2 separate regions of the Homo sapiens genome follow, and region 1 is linked to region 2. A link is a loop called in an ENCODE intact Hi-C map of the cell type or tissue named here. Cell type or tissue: IMR-90. All regions are shown on one strand. Links, peaks and the distances in the headings refer to the core of each region. The heading gives the core; the rest is flanking DNA. Region 1 overlaps NALF1 (NALCN channel auxiliary factor 1). Region 2 overlaps NALF1 (NALCN channel auxiliary factor 1).

Region 1 (7,331 bases), core at 2,177-6,176, 370 kb before region 2:
TTACAGATTATATGCTAATATAAAGTTGTGAATGAATTAAAGGACAATTGATCTCAAAAATGCCTATGCTAAAACAGAGTACTAAACAGTGAAAAATCACGTTTGGCAATGGAATGTTTTCCACAATGTATTGAAAAGAAACCTGATTTTATTTTTCTCCAACACAATATATATATAGATTCAGTTATCGATATTTATTAAGCACCTTGGGTTAAACCCTGTGTATTAATTTATTCTCACGCTGCTATGAAGAAATACTTGAGACTAGGTAATTTATAAAGAGGTTTAATTGACACACAGTTCTACATGGCTGGGGAGGCCTCAGGAAACTTACAATCATGGTGGAAGAGGAAGCCAACGTGTCCTTCTTCACAAGGTGACAGAAGATATTTTTATATCTTCACTTTATCCACAAAACAATACATAAATTAACAATAAATTGGTTGTTTCATTGATCATTGCTTGCTTTGGCAAATATTTCTCCCAGGGGAAGCTGAATTAGGGTAGAAGATACTTTTTGCTATTTGGAGAAACAACACTCCGAGGAAGTCTCCATAGTTAGTGGAATTCCAGAATCCAATAGGCAGCAGAATGAAATGTAAATAATAGGTCTCAGAATTTTATGTCAAATGTGCTCTTGATGAACCCAGACATATTGTCACAAATGAGTTGTCTTAATGCTGATTTTGTTTTGTTGTATTACAATTGTTGAGCAAAGGGGGAAAAGCCCCTTATAAGACCATCAGATCTCATGAGAACTCACTCACTATTGTGAGAACAGCATGATGAGGTCCCAAGAAGGTCCCTTCCACAACATGCGGGGATTATGGGAGCTACAGTTCAACATGACATTTGGGTGGGGGCACAGCCAAACCATATCACCCTGGATCTATGGTATTGCTCTGCCTTGCTGGCAGTAATAAACAATAAATAAATAAATATTGGTACCATGTGCAAGCAGAACTACTCCTTGATTTGAGTGTTTACAACAGAAAAATAAACGTAGGTCACTGTAAATGTTTTATTTTTTATTATTTATCTGTGTAAACCCCATTATGAAATAAAAAAGAGTGAGTGATGGAATCAAATTTGTGTTGGCTAAGGAATAACAGCAGTTTCAGGCAACATACTAGAACTGCTAAAGACATTTGTAATCATTTAATCCAACAATCTTAAGAACATTTTTTGAAACTCAGCTAGGGGGTGTCTATAATTTGACTAATATCACAAGGCTAGTGCAGGAAACACAAGAGACCAGTCCCCCTTCTTGGTTCTTAACTCTTGATCCAGTGCTTTTCTTCTGTAATAGGGTCAACCTTCATTCTTCTTCTGTGTCACTTTCTACAGGTGCTTCAAAAGTTATTTAAAACAATAAAAATATCTGGGTTATTTTGTTTCTATTTTGTTTAAGTTTTAGTTGCAGTTAAAAATTTGTTTATGTACCCTCTAGGTATTAGTGCTACAGACCTTCCTCACCGTGGACTGGAATATCTATTCGATCATGTTTGCTAAGGACCTTTTATTCAAATTGACAATAGTTCTAACTTTCGTGTTGATACTGGTTGTGAATATCAGTGCAGTAGAATGAAAAACCTGTGTGGTAGAGTCGTACGTTCAGGACTCTCAAAGTCCACTGTGTGACAGTCACGGTGAGATGAATGAAATATATAAATAAACAGATATTTTTGGTTAATTCTTTTTAACCTAGAGTTTCATGTTAAGGCTTTCACTCTTAGACACTTGAATTTGTCTTACTGTTGAGAGTTTAATTATGTTATACCATGCCAAAAAAACCTGTATAAATTTAAAGTAAGAATTTTTTATGTTTCAATAAAAATATCACTTTCATAGAAAGCACATTTCTTAAGCTGGCATGGCCAGCATCTTGTGTCCTTGTAGACAGACCTTCTTGGGAAATCAAATTATATAATTCAAGGTTGTTTTGAGGTCATGTCAAAGAAGAGGAAGGAGCGTAAATCACATGATTTCTATAGATTCAGGTGCTGGACTCCACTATAGGGCTGCACCTATCTGTCTTTTGTCCTCTTTCTATAATGGTTAATTCCAGGCTGAGAAACTGCATACATCTTCCAATTGGTCAATTCTTTATTTTAATATATTAATACCTTTGGCTAAGTTTCGGGCTTGGGGATATCATTTTTTTTTAAAACACTTCGCTTACTTATTTGTCCTTTAACAACAATGACAGTAACCACCATCGATTATTTGTACACTTAAAATTCTCGAGGCAATCTGCTGGACTTTAAATGCATTATCTGTTTGAAGCATCACAAGCCTGTGGGCTATGTCTTCTTCCCTTTCTTGCAAATGAAAATTCTTGCGTCTCAGAGGGCTTAAACAGCTTGCAAGATCTCACACTGGATTAAGCCCAAGTCTGTCTGACTCAAAGGTCTCTCTGTCTGCTGTACTTTCTGTGCTGGATTTTTATAGTCTCTTTCTTGCCTCACAGTCAGCCAGGCTGAATCTAATATATACCTCTGTCTTTTCTTTTTCATCCAGACTGCTGTACTCTTAAGTCTGTCTGGGTGTTATTATTTGTTACCTGGACTACTGGGCTAGTCTTCTACAAGGATTTCACAACCCCCTTTCCCAATTCTAATCTATTTTGCATAACTAAAGGATCATTTTTTTCTAAAGCACTTTCTGATGATGCTGTTTACCTTTAAAGAAATCATTAAGACTCCCTATTGCCTATACAAAATAATCTCAATTCCTGGTTGGACATACAGCTTACCCTGTGTCTAGCTTCACAGTTCCTGTATAACCTATCCTCTTACTAATCCTTTTTGCAAGGCATACCGCATAGGCAAACAGAAGCACTCACTGTGTTCTGTATACAAATCTGCTATACTGTTTACTCTGTGAGGAATATCCTCCTGTTAGGAATTGCTTCGTGGCTATCTTCAAATCTTCTCTCTCAGCTTAACCCAAGTGAGGTGTAAACTGTAGCAACTGACTCGGGAAGGTGTTGTGTATATAATGCATGTTTCTGTTTTTCTTTAAATATCATCTCTAACGGATTCTTGTAGGTACAGTTCTTCTCTTGAGTTTCCACAGCCCTTGCTTTGTGCTTTCATTCTTATTCCCTTTATTACCTTCAACAGTATTCTCTGCTATGGCCCTTATTACCTTTAACATTATGCTGGAGCAATATAAGCATGCCGTTTCTTACCAGAAAGTAAGTTTCTTGTCACAGGCTGATTCATCTGAAAGTTGAGACTGAAACATGGTTTGTGTTTGGGAACTGATCTTACGAATCACTTACACACTTATACAAAACTGCAGGAAAGGAAGGAGATAGGGAAGGAAAGGATGTGTGTTAAGGGGCAAGTTAATGCTCTGAAAACTTGAGACTCAATCTCTTTGGGAATCTCTGTAAGACCTCCTAGCCTCCCAGCTAGGGAAGAAGTTGGGATATCGACATGCTAAATTCCCTCTGGTACTATTTGAGGGGCACTCCCTGTCAAAGTACTCCCAGGCCTCCCAGCCTAGCCAGCACAGACTGAGCATGTCCAGCAGTCACCAAACATGCTCAGGCAGAGAGCCACTTGGTGTGCTTGAGAAATCTGTGTGCTGAGGAAATTGGTGTGGGATACCACTGCCATACTCCTCCAGGCCAAAGACTTGAGGATTTATCTCTACATTCTCCGTAGCATCCACAATTCTTAGCATGGTGTCATTTATTCATTTATTTGTTCATTTAACACTGGTGGTTGTTGGGTGCCAGACCCTCTGCTGGGGGTTGTGAGTATAACCCATGAGCAAAATGGACTTGGCATCTGCTCACATAGAGCTTACCACACTCTAGTGAGAAAAGATCTGCAATCATTGAAGGAAATAACCAGGGGAATAACCTTATGTTAGTCCATTCTCACACTGCTAATAAAGACATATCTGAGACTGGGTAATTTATAAAGTAAAGAGGTTTAATTGACTCACATTTCTGTAGGGATGGGTAAGCCTCAGGAAACTTACAATCATGGTGGAAGGGGAAGTAAACCCATGCTTCTCATGGCGGCAGGAAGGTAAAGTGCTGAGTAAAGGGGGGAAAGCCCCTTATAAAGCAATCAGATCTTGTGAGAACTCACTCAGGATTACTAGAACAACATGGGAGTAACCGCCCCCATGATTCAATTATCCCCTCCTGGGTCCTTCCCAGGACACATGGGGATTATGGGAACTACAATTCAAGATGACATGTGAGTGGGGACACAGCCAAACCATAACAAACTTGAACAGAGAGATGTTCACTGTAGGTAGGTTGGTTGGTCTACAGGAAATGATGTTTTAGATGAGACCTCTAGAATAAGAAAGAGGCAGCACATGAATAGCCGGGGTGGTAGTGATCCATCAAAGGACAAGGCGATTGCAGGAGCTGGCCATGTGACCCACACATTTTCCAAAGGCTAAGGCACTGGATCCCGCTGAATGAGGGGAGACTGACTTCCCATCCACTTCTCGTGCTGTTTCCTGAGAACATGGTGCACCATTACTTAAAGAAATCACATTGTAAACATATGTAATGGATATTGATGGTATCAACTTAATTTTTAATGTATGATTGTTATTGTTATTATTAGCCACATAAGACCAAAGTTCTGTAGGGATGAGTTTGAGAACTGTTCCTTACCTCAAGCTTGTGGTCATAGCTATCCACGTCCATGTCTTTCTGGAAACTTGCTCTGTTTTTCCTTGTTCATTGATAAACTAGAGAATAACCCATTTTCAGGTCTTGGGTTACTTTTGGCTTTAAGTTCTCTCCTTCAGAGGTCCTCATGAGCCAAATTATCTCAGCCAGTTTCTCATTCAGTCACTCTTAATTGTACCATCTGGGTCCTGGAGCTGACTCCTGGACCTGGCTCCTGAGTTGTGTGTTGGTCCTACACCTGTCAATTCCAACTAGACAGTATACCAATTTCTAAATGCAGTGTTTCAGAAATGAACTTAGAAGTGCTAAAAGTTCCCTTGTATTATTGCAAGATATTTCTCTTCCCGTTTATAGTACCATCATTTTCTCAGTGTTAAATACCTGTCATCATTCAAGCTTTCTCACCTGATTGCTCCTACATACGATAGTGAATGGGTTAAGGTAAGTACTCAGTAGGCATTTCTTATTAATAATGAAAGCATTTATCCTTTATATATCTTCACTTTATCCACAAGACAATATGTAAATTAACAATAAATTGATTGTTTCATTGATCATTGTTTTCTTTGGCAAACATTTATCCTAGGGGAAGCTGAATTAGGGTAGGAAAATACTTTTTGCTACATTGCTATTTGGGGAAACAACACTGAGAGAAGGTCTCCATAGTTAGTGGAATTCCAGAATCCAATTAGCACCAGAATGAAATGTAAATAATAGGTCTCAGAATTTTATGTCAAATGTGCTGTGGATGAGCCCAGACATATTTTCACAAATTAGTTGTCTTAATGCTGATTTTATTTTGTTGTATTATAATTCACAAAACGCTACTGATACCAAACAAGAGAATCAATGTGATTCCTGGTATGTAGTAGGACCACAGTGATGTGTATTGAATAAATGAATACATGAATGAATAAACATCATGATCACTGCCCCCTAGCTGTTGAATTTAATGATATTTACAGTTGTTCTTTACTGCCTTCATTTCTCTCCTCCTTTAACCAAAAGAAATAGCTTATCCTTCTCTTGTACATATTCCAAAGCATATATTTTATTCCTTCCAATGGAGATTCCAGCAGGGTTTTCATTTTCTGATCTCTAAAAAAGCTAGCAAGGATTGGCAAAGTAGTCCACCAATTTGGCAAACTGTTCTTGAGCCAGTGAAGCATGGAAAATGATGCCCATTTATAAAATGATCACAGAAACAAAGTGAGCACATTCAGTAATATCTAGAAGTGTCCTAGCTTACTAATAATTTGATTTATGGAAAAATGTTTGAAATTAATAGGTAAACACTTTTAGTTTTCTGTTACATGTGTTTATTTTATTATCCTTTGCCTGTGAGTCTGAAAGATTGTGATGAATAATCTAATAATAGATGCTATGTAATTTCAAGAAATTCAGTGTAAATTATATTTAGTTGATTTTAAGTATTTCCATACTAAATCCCCCAAAGCAAAAATAATAATTTGCAATTTTTATCTTCTAATCTCCAAAGATAAAGAGGACAGATATAATATTACCAACAGATGCCTCACAGACTGTATCTCTTCTGATTCTATTACATCTTCTATGGTTTTGTTTCTGTTTGTAATAAGGTGGCCCCATTCTGCATTTGTCATTTCCAATTGGAAAATGCCTAGTTTTCTATATATTCATATAAATATAATTTTACTTGAGATAAATAAAAATATTTCTCAGATATAAATTGTGCAATGTATATATTGAGTTATACTGATTTCAGTGCAGCAATTTCCAACCTTTTGGCACCAGGGACCGGTTTTGTGGACAATTTTTCCACAGACTGGGGGAGAGGGATGGTTTCAGGATGATTCAAGTGGATTACACTTATTGTGCACTTTATTTCTATTATTATTACACCATAATATGGATCTCACCATAATGTAGAATCAGTGCAAGCCCTGAGCTTGTTTTCTTGTAACTAGATGGTCCCATCTTGGGGGCATGGAAGACAGTGATAGATCATCAGGCATTAGATTCTCATAAGTAGCACACAACCTAGATCCCTCACATGTGCAGTTTACAATAGGGTTTGCGCTTCTATGTGCATCTGATGCTGCCACCGATGCGACAGGATGCAGAGCTCAGGCGGTAATGTGAGCACTGGGAAGCAGCTGGAAATACAGATGAAGTTCCGCTCGCTCACCCACTGCTCACCTGCTGCTGTGTGGCCCCGTTCCTAATGGACCTGGGGTTGGGGATTCCTCCACTATAGAGTTCAGTTTCTTGAGGTCTTAATAAATTGCTATTATACTTTGTATGTTCGGGATGGCATTAGTCCGTGTATTTGTCCATGGCATTAGTCATTGTGTATGTATTTGTTACTATATTTTCCTGATGAATCAGTGAGGGTCAATATCAGTAGGTGAGACAATTTGTTCAATGTATAGATCAAAAACTCCGCAGCCAGATTTTATATACACATGTATATAATATATAATATTATATATTTTATATGTTATATATGAATTTATACATATGTAATATGTAATATTTTATCTTAATTATATATTTATATATTATATATGAAAATATGAAAAATATATATATTTTTATTTTGCTTTAAGTTGTGGGATGCATGTGCAGGACGTGCGGGTTTGTTACACAGGTATACATGTGCCATGGTGGTTTGCTGCACCTA
Region 2 (7,331 bases), core at 1,335-5,334:
GCAGGTCCTTGCTTGAGTGACTAGTGTAGAAACAGCAGGAAACCCATCTGCTGAGCCTCACCCAAGTGCTAGACACAGAGCTGCCTCCAGATCCTTCTTCTCTAGCTCTGCAACTCCACGCCTTCCCAGTCCCACCTCTTTCCTCAAAAGAAAGAACACATTTTAGAGCAGATGAACACACCAACCCTCATTTTTGATCAGCACCGGGTCCTAAGGAGAAGGGTGGTGAGTGGACATGGCACCAGACAATGGCTGCTTCTTCACTGGGGGTGGGGTGGGAGCAGATGATGTGTAGACTTAGCTGCAGGAGGTGTGAGCTGCTTTCTGGTGGTTTTTGTCTACTCTACACAATAGGAGGCAAGGTAACATAATCTGCTGGGAGGGAAGGGACAGAGAAATCGGTTGGCATTAAATGCGGCCAGAGAATGAAGGCAGTTTTACAGCCATCATTGTGCTGAACAGGAGCGAGTTGACAGAAGAATCACAGAACAATTGTTGGACAGTTTCCTGGGCCTGGCTGAGGTCAGTGCACAAATTTGCAGTGTAGTCAGTCTTCTGGGCTGTGCAATTCTCTCCGTTTTTGTCTAAAACATATAAGATAAAGTAGCTAAATGTTTATCCTTCTTTTCACTAGGATATGTGTGGGTTACAGCCTTATCATTAGTAAATGGACTCTTTTTTATGTTGTTGAAACACTTGATGAATTTATAGCTCAATTCATTGCAGATCAGACCTAAGTTACTTTGGAAATACTGGACATAATTCGTGGACTCTGTTACATTAGTCTTCAGCAACTCCCTGGGGAGAGATGGTGGCAGATTACATTTGCAGAGAGTCTTCTGGCCATTTTCCTAGGTGGCCTGTGGCATAATTTTAATTGAAAGCAGTTACTCATTGAGTTTATTCAGCATTTGTTGAGAGCCAATTATGTACCAGAGCTTGCTCCAAGGGTGGGAGTCCAGGGGGAAGCAACATAGGCAAGTTTGCTGCCCATGAATACATGCTAATTGCCTAAAAAACAGTTGAAGAATGTGGAGGAGGAAACGTGTAAATTCTTCTTAATCCCACACACCTATCTATCGCTTCACAACAAATTACCCCAAAACTTAGTGCCTTAAAACAACAGTTTAACTAGATGATTCTGGTCAGGGGCCTGATTAGGGCAAGATGTTGGACTGCAGTCACTTGAAGGGTTGATTGGAGCTGTGGGGTTGGATGGCAGGAAAGGGCGCGCAAAGTTCTGATGTTGTTGGCAGGAGGCCTTATTTCCTTCCCATCTGGGCCTCTCCAAGGGCTGCTTGATTGTCCAAATGATGAGGTCTGGCTTCCAAATGAGCAATTCAGAGAGAGCAAGAATAAAGCCACAAAATTCTTCATGATCTAGCCTCAGAGTCTCAAAACACCATTCTGTAGTATCCCATTGGTGGCCCCATTCATCATTCTGTGTGTGTGTGTATGTGTGTGTGTGTGTGTGTGTATAGCAGGTTGCTTTATAAGAACATGACTATCGGGAGGGGGCATCAGGTCACTTTGGAGGCTGGCTTTCACATTTATTTCCTTGTTTCCCAATACTACTCCCTACCCAGGTTGGGTAAATTCTCTCTGAATCCTCTCTAGAACATTCTTTTCTTTTTACTGTGATAGTTTATCAGGATGAGAGGATAATATCCTGTGTTGATACTTTCTTCAAACTTAGAGTTACTTTTTTGTTCTATTGGCTCTTTTCTTTATAGCATTCTCATATTATTAGAAATTAAACTGATAATTCAAAATCAAAGCTTAAGTCAATTTCCTTATATACCTATTATTCCATTTTTTTTTCAATTGATGGAAAATATGCAATATATTATTACACGGAGCAGCAGTTAATCATAACTGAAATTGAGCAAAGCACAAAAATGAGACATTTCCTAATTATTTACATGATAGATACTTTCTGGAATGACTTTGCTTGTTTAATATACATTTTTTATAAAAAATATTTCTGTAGAATGTGACCAAGTATTTTCCAGAGTCTCTTCGAGAACATGAAAAAATATTAAAATAGCTTTCAATTTGTCTTCATTAGTGTTCAAATAGAAAATGTCAAATGAAGCTTTCATATGTTTATTGAATATGATTAGGCAGGAAAGAATTGTTGATTTTGAAACCACATACTTGAAAGCTAAACACATAATACATATGCACATACACACATGGTATCACAGCCGAAGACATTTATTTGCTTTTACTTATTTTTATTCTTTGGATAATAGTTGCTAAAATTTTAAATGTGTTATACTTATCCTATTCAAATTAATGCAACTGAATTTATGTAATACTTCTTTTTCTATAAAACTAGGGAAAATATAATTGAGCAGTTTATACAGTTAGAAGCTATATTAAGGTTAATTTTTTAAACCAGTGGAGGATACTCTCTTAGTCTGTTTTGTGCTGCTCTAAGAGAATAGCACAGACTGGGTAATTTATAATGAGCAGAAATTTATTTGACTTACAGCTCTGGAGGCAAGGAAGTCCACGACTGAGAAACCCACATCTGGTCAGAGCCTTCTTGCTGCATCTTAACATGGTGGAAAGCATAACATGGGAGAGAGAGTGAGAGAGTTCAAGAGGGGCCCAAACTCACCTTCATAACAAACCCACTTCCATGATAATGACATTAATCCATTCATGAGGACTCTGGCCTCATGACCTAAACACCTGCCATTACAACCCGCCTCCCAACACTGTTGCTCTGGGGATTATAATCATCGTGGTATTGCTAGTGAAACTACGGCACAGCCTCAGCCTCTAGGTCCAAAAGACAAGGGTAAGTCTTAGCGTCTCATTCAGAATATCTGTGAGCAATACCATGTTGATTATAAAATGTGTCTTTTCAAGGGAAAGCTGCTTAATATCAATAATAAGTTATTTTATACAGCTTAGCTTGTAATATAAAATCTGAAACATTGAGAAATAAATTATATTTTAGAATTTGATAGAGGATCTACTTATTGATCTCCTATTGGATGGGAAGTTAACCCAATAAAAAGGGTCCACTGAAGTCATGTGCTGAATGAGAGCAGATAAATTCTTCTCTGAAAATAGTTCCCTGCTCCTGATGGTGAATGTTTTAGACAGAATTTCCTCACATACCTTAGAGGGATGATGTAAGCAAGCTATGCTGGGGAGAATGATGTGTTTGTGGGATGGTGACTGGTCCAGGTTGACTACAGCAGAGAAGTACTTGCGTAGGAAAGTAGACAGAGAAAACGACACTGATGGATGTTACAATATGCATCCTTTATAATTATAAAATAACATGGAAAACATGCTAATGAAGGAATCATTGGAAAATTCAGAGAAGTGAATATTTTAATAAATCAATAATTTTCATTACAAAGAAAACGTCCCAAATGTTTTTATTTTTGCTTTGGCAATAGGAAAAACTATGTTCCATTTTAAGGGATATTAAGTATGTTAAAACTATTGATCACCATGGGCAGTCTCATAATTTTTTCAATGAATGTAACTTGCTCTAAAGAAGGTAGATTCTTTTGATGAGTAATCTTGACCTTCTCCCATGCTCGGCCAGATTTATTTGGCCTTTATACATTGAAACATGTGCTTTTTGTGTGGTGAGTCAGACTAAATCTCATGGTCCCAAAAAAAACGAAAACAAAAAGGAAAGAAAGAAAAGAAAAAGAAAGAGATGATAGTGTTGCCCTCTTGTGGCTATTTCAGAGACCAGGTTGATGCTTAGAAAGGCGTGAGTGCTGAGTATCTTTTGCAATCAGATGGAGTAGCCCTGGAAATGTGTAGAGCCCTTTTTATTCAGTCTGTTTAGGAATACAGCTGGACCCATTGGCTGTGGCCCCTTTTGGGCTCCACCTTGCATCTGCTGTAGGAGGGACAGAGCAAGGCAAAGTGATCCCAGGGACTGGGATCGGAATCCCAGCTCTCACTGAAATGTTAAGTCACTGAGACACTAAAACACTGGAAACTCAGTCAGTTCATTTACTCTGATCCATTCCATGTTAGGTCTTTCACCTTTCTTGGGTCTACTCTCCTTCTCCAGGTCTCAACATCTGGTATTCAAAATCTTCGATCTCCAGAGAATTTTGAGCTGGTTATCAAGAGAACCTGGTGCTAGTCTCACATCTACTTTTCATTTGTGATCTTTAAAATATGACGTTCCTGTTAGGTCTATTCTTCCTTAATGAAGAATGAAAGGAAGAGAGAACAGGGACCCAACATTTAGTGAGGTGCTAGTAAGAACCTTGTTCTCTGTTAGATGCTCTGTATACCTTATATGATGCATAATTGCTCATGTCATGATTATGTAACTCACATAATTACATGAACTAATCCCAAAGGGATCAGAGCCTGTATTATTATCATCCCCAGTTTACAGATAGAGAAAGAAAGGTTCAGAGAGATTAAATGACCTCATTAACAGATGCTAGCAGTAGAAAATTTAGGGTCCGATTCAGTTGTATTTGCTATCCCAGTAATTGGTATTACTAGGAAAAAGAGAGTTAGATTAATAGTTACATGTATTTGGGAAATGCTGAGCTAAATGAGTGTTTAAAGATTTTCTTAAGAGTTTCTTGGGACCTTTGATATCTAAACCTTCATGATGATACATTATTGCAACTTTTCAAGCATGTTTGATAACAGATTGGTAGGTATTCTGTAGAACACATTTTTAAAGCATTGATCTATCACCAAATGTTTTCTATTATCTTATCTAATTGAAGATCTTCATTGATTTACTCCATCTCTAAGAGCTATTGTTTGAAATCAAGTTTGTATGACTATCTTTTATGATACTATACTATTTATTTTGTTGTTGAAATTTCATTAAATATTTATTCTCTGCTATATTTCAAATGCCTAGAGGGCAGAACTTAATTTGCAAATGAGTATAGTGCCTTTCAATGAATAGGCATACTGTGAATAGTTGTGGACTATGAGAGTAAAATGATGTGGTTATACGCAAATTATAATTTATATTTCTCTGTGCCTGCAATATTCATGGCTGGCATGTCATTTGTCCCATAGAAGTTTTAATTGTTGCAATAGAGGCATGGCATATCTTACCCTGAAGGGTATCTAAAATAGAAATCACAGACATCACAGTATTGTCAGAAGGACTTGATCCAAAAGAAATTTTAATGTTTTTTGAATTCCATGTACATTGTTTAAACATGAATATTGGAAGAAATTGTGTGAGTCTGAAAGACGAAAGAAACAGGGACTTTAGTTCATCTCGTAATGATTTTTTTTCCTTCAACACCTTTCCTGTTCTGCGGCTGTGCAGGCTATGAGGAGACCTCTCTGCATCTTGCTGCGCTCCAAGGCAGGAGTTCACAAAACAGTGCCCTATTCAGCTCAAAGAATAAATACACAGAATCACGGCCTCTTCGGGGTGGGAGAGATCTGAGCAGCCTTCTTACTCTCTTATTGTCAATGTATATACGATTCTGGGATGGGGAAGTCTGGAAAAGCTTGATTAAATTTTTATTTCAAAAGATATGTTTAGACATTTCTAAAACTGTAATAAAATGTTAACACATCAGTTATGACTTTTCCCTTGACTGATGCTGCAAGTTTAACTTTTGCCATTTCTACCTGAATAAAGAATAGCTGATTTTGGGAGGTTAATTACTAATCTTTTTGATCTCGACTTCTCAAGGTCTGTACAACCACCAGAAAATAAGTTAGATGCTAAGACCTGTGTAAAATAGCAACCTCAATGATAACTACTAATTGACTAATTTTAAAAAAGACATCTTTGTTGAAAGAGTCTCTTTGTTGTGGTTAGTTGACTTTATCATAACAAAAGGTTTAAGGAGACTCTTAAGAAAAAGTTTAGTCTAATGAAGTACCACCTTTGCTGTTTTATATTTGGGGTTTTCACTGTGATGATATCTTGAAACTATTTATTTATTTATTTATTTTATTTTTATTTTTTAGACAGGGTCTCACTCTCTTACATAGGCTGAAGTGCAGTGTTGCAGTCACAGTCACTGCAGCCTCCACTTCCTGGGCTCAAGCGATCCTTCTACCTCCGTCTCCCGAGTAGCTGGGACTACAGGCATGCACCATCATGCCTGGCTAATTTTTCAATTTTTTGTAGAGACAGGGTTTCCCTGTGTTGTCTGTATTGGTCCCAAACTCTTGTGCTCAAGCGATTCTCTCTCCTTGGCTTTCCAAAGTGCTGGGATTATAAGCATGAGCCACTGTGCCTGGCCAATATCTCAAAACTCTTATTTCAGAACTTTCTCCTAGGTTCACGGTTGAAATTCTGGCCCAGATAATAGGACTGAAATGTGTATCTCTGAATTCCAAGTTTACTATTGATATGGTTTGGCGGTGTCCCCACCCAAATCTCATCTTGAATTGTAGTTCCCATAATCCTCATGCATTGTGGGAGGGATGCGGTGGAAGGTAATTAAACCATGGGAGCAGTTACCTCTATGATGTCCTCTTGAGAATGAGCAAGTTCTCAGGAGATCTGATCATTTTATAAGGGGCTTCCCCCACCACTTCACTCTGCACTTCTCATTGCTGCTGCCATGTGAAGAAGGACGTGTTTGCATCCCCTTTCGCCATGATTATAAGTTTCCTTAGGCCTCCCCAGCCATGCTGAACTGTGAGTCAGTGAAACCTTTTTTTATAAAATAAAATATCCAGTCTCAGTTATGTTTTTGTTCGCAGCATGAGAACGGACTAATACAACTGTTTTGCTTTCCAGTATACCCTCTGACTCTTTTTAAAGAAGCAGCTCAGCATGGCGTGGTGGGAGGATGTAAGTCATTTAATGGATGATAAATTAAGAATTTTAAAACTAATAAGTTACTTTTGGATCTATCTGCAGAAGAGTTTAAGCCTCATTAACTGAAGGCTATGTTGATTTCAGTTCACTGTGACCACCCAGGACAGATTTTGGCTCTGGAGTGGTCCAGGGTCTACTGATTTAGGCTTTGTAAGTTTTGAGATTCCTCAGTTTTAGAACACAGGGTGATAGAACTTTGCAAGAGCCTGTTTGTACTCTCCAAGCAAACTCCAGAAACTTGAGTATCTTTCCAAGTGAAGAAAGCAGCCTGTTTTGGGGCGGGAAGGATGTATGCCTCACAGCTAGTGCTGATTCATCCACTGCATGTGCTGTTCACCGGATAGGAAGCCCTCTGATTCCTTCCAGACAAGTGTTTGCAGGAAAGCTAACGTCCCCCAAACTGCAATTTGGAATGCAGAATATGAAAGTAGAGGTATTTTTTTTTCCTCAAACCAAGTTTACAAATTTGCACTTTCTGTGCCTCAGGTTAATAGGCATTTAGCTTTCCCAA

Evidence for each region. Peaks named below come from ENCODE experiments on the same cell type or tissue, not always from the same donor. Only the 100,000 strongest peaks of a DNase experiment are listed, where the experiment ranks them.
Region 1: it touches region 2 in a loop (2.9-fold over the local background); 1 of 110 quality-filtered maps calls a loop at or near these places.

Annotation. Positions count from the first base shown.
Region 1 is chr13:107,739,239-107,746,569 of GRCh38, reverse strand. The region is part of intron 1 of NALF1 (NALCN channel auxiliary factor 1); the gene reads left to right. Among named protein-coding and RNA genes, the nearest start is that of NALF1-IT1, 93 kb to the left of the region's middle. In IMR-90, for the core only: a CTCF peak has its summit at 3,738; DNase peaks (open chromatin) are centred at 2,379 and 3,249; H3K4me3 peaks cover 556 bases; H3K27ac peaks cover 706 bases.
Region 2 is chr13:107,370,070-107,377,400 of GRCh38, reverse strand. All of the region lies in intron 1 of NALF1 (NALCN channel auxiliary factor 1), which reads left to right. Among named protein-coding and RNA genes, the nearest start is that of SNORD31B, 53 kb to the right of the region's middle. In IMR-90, for the core only: a CTCF peak has its summit at 3,716 (motif pointing left); DNase peaks (open chromatin) are centred at 3,170 and 3,630; H3K27ac peaks cover 757 bases.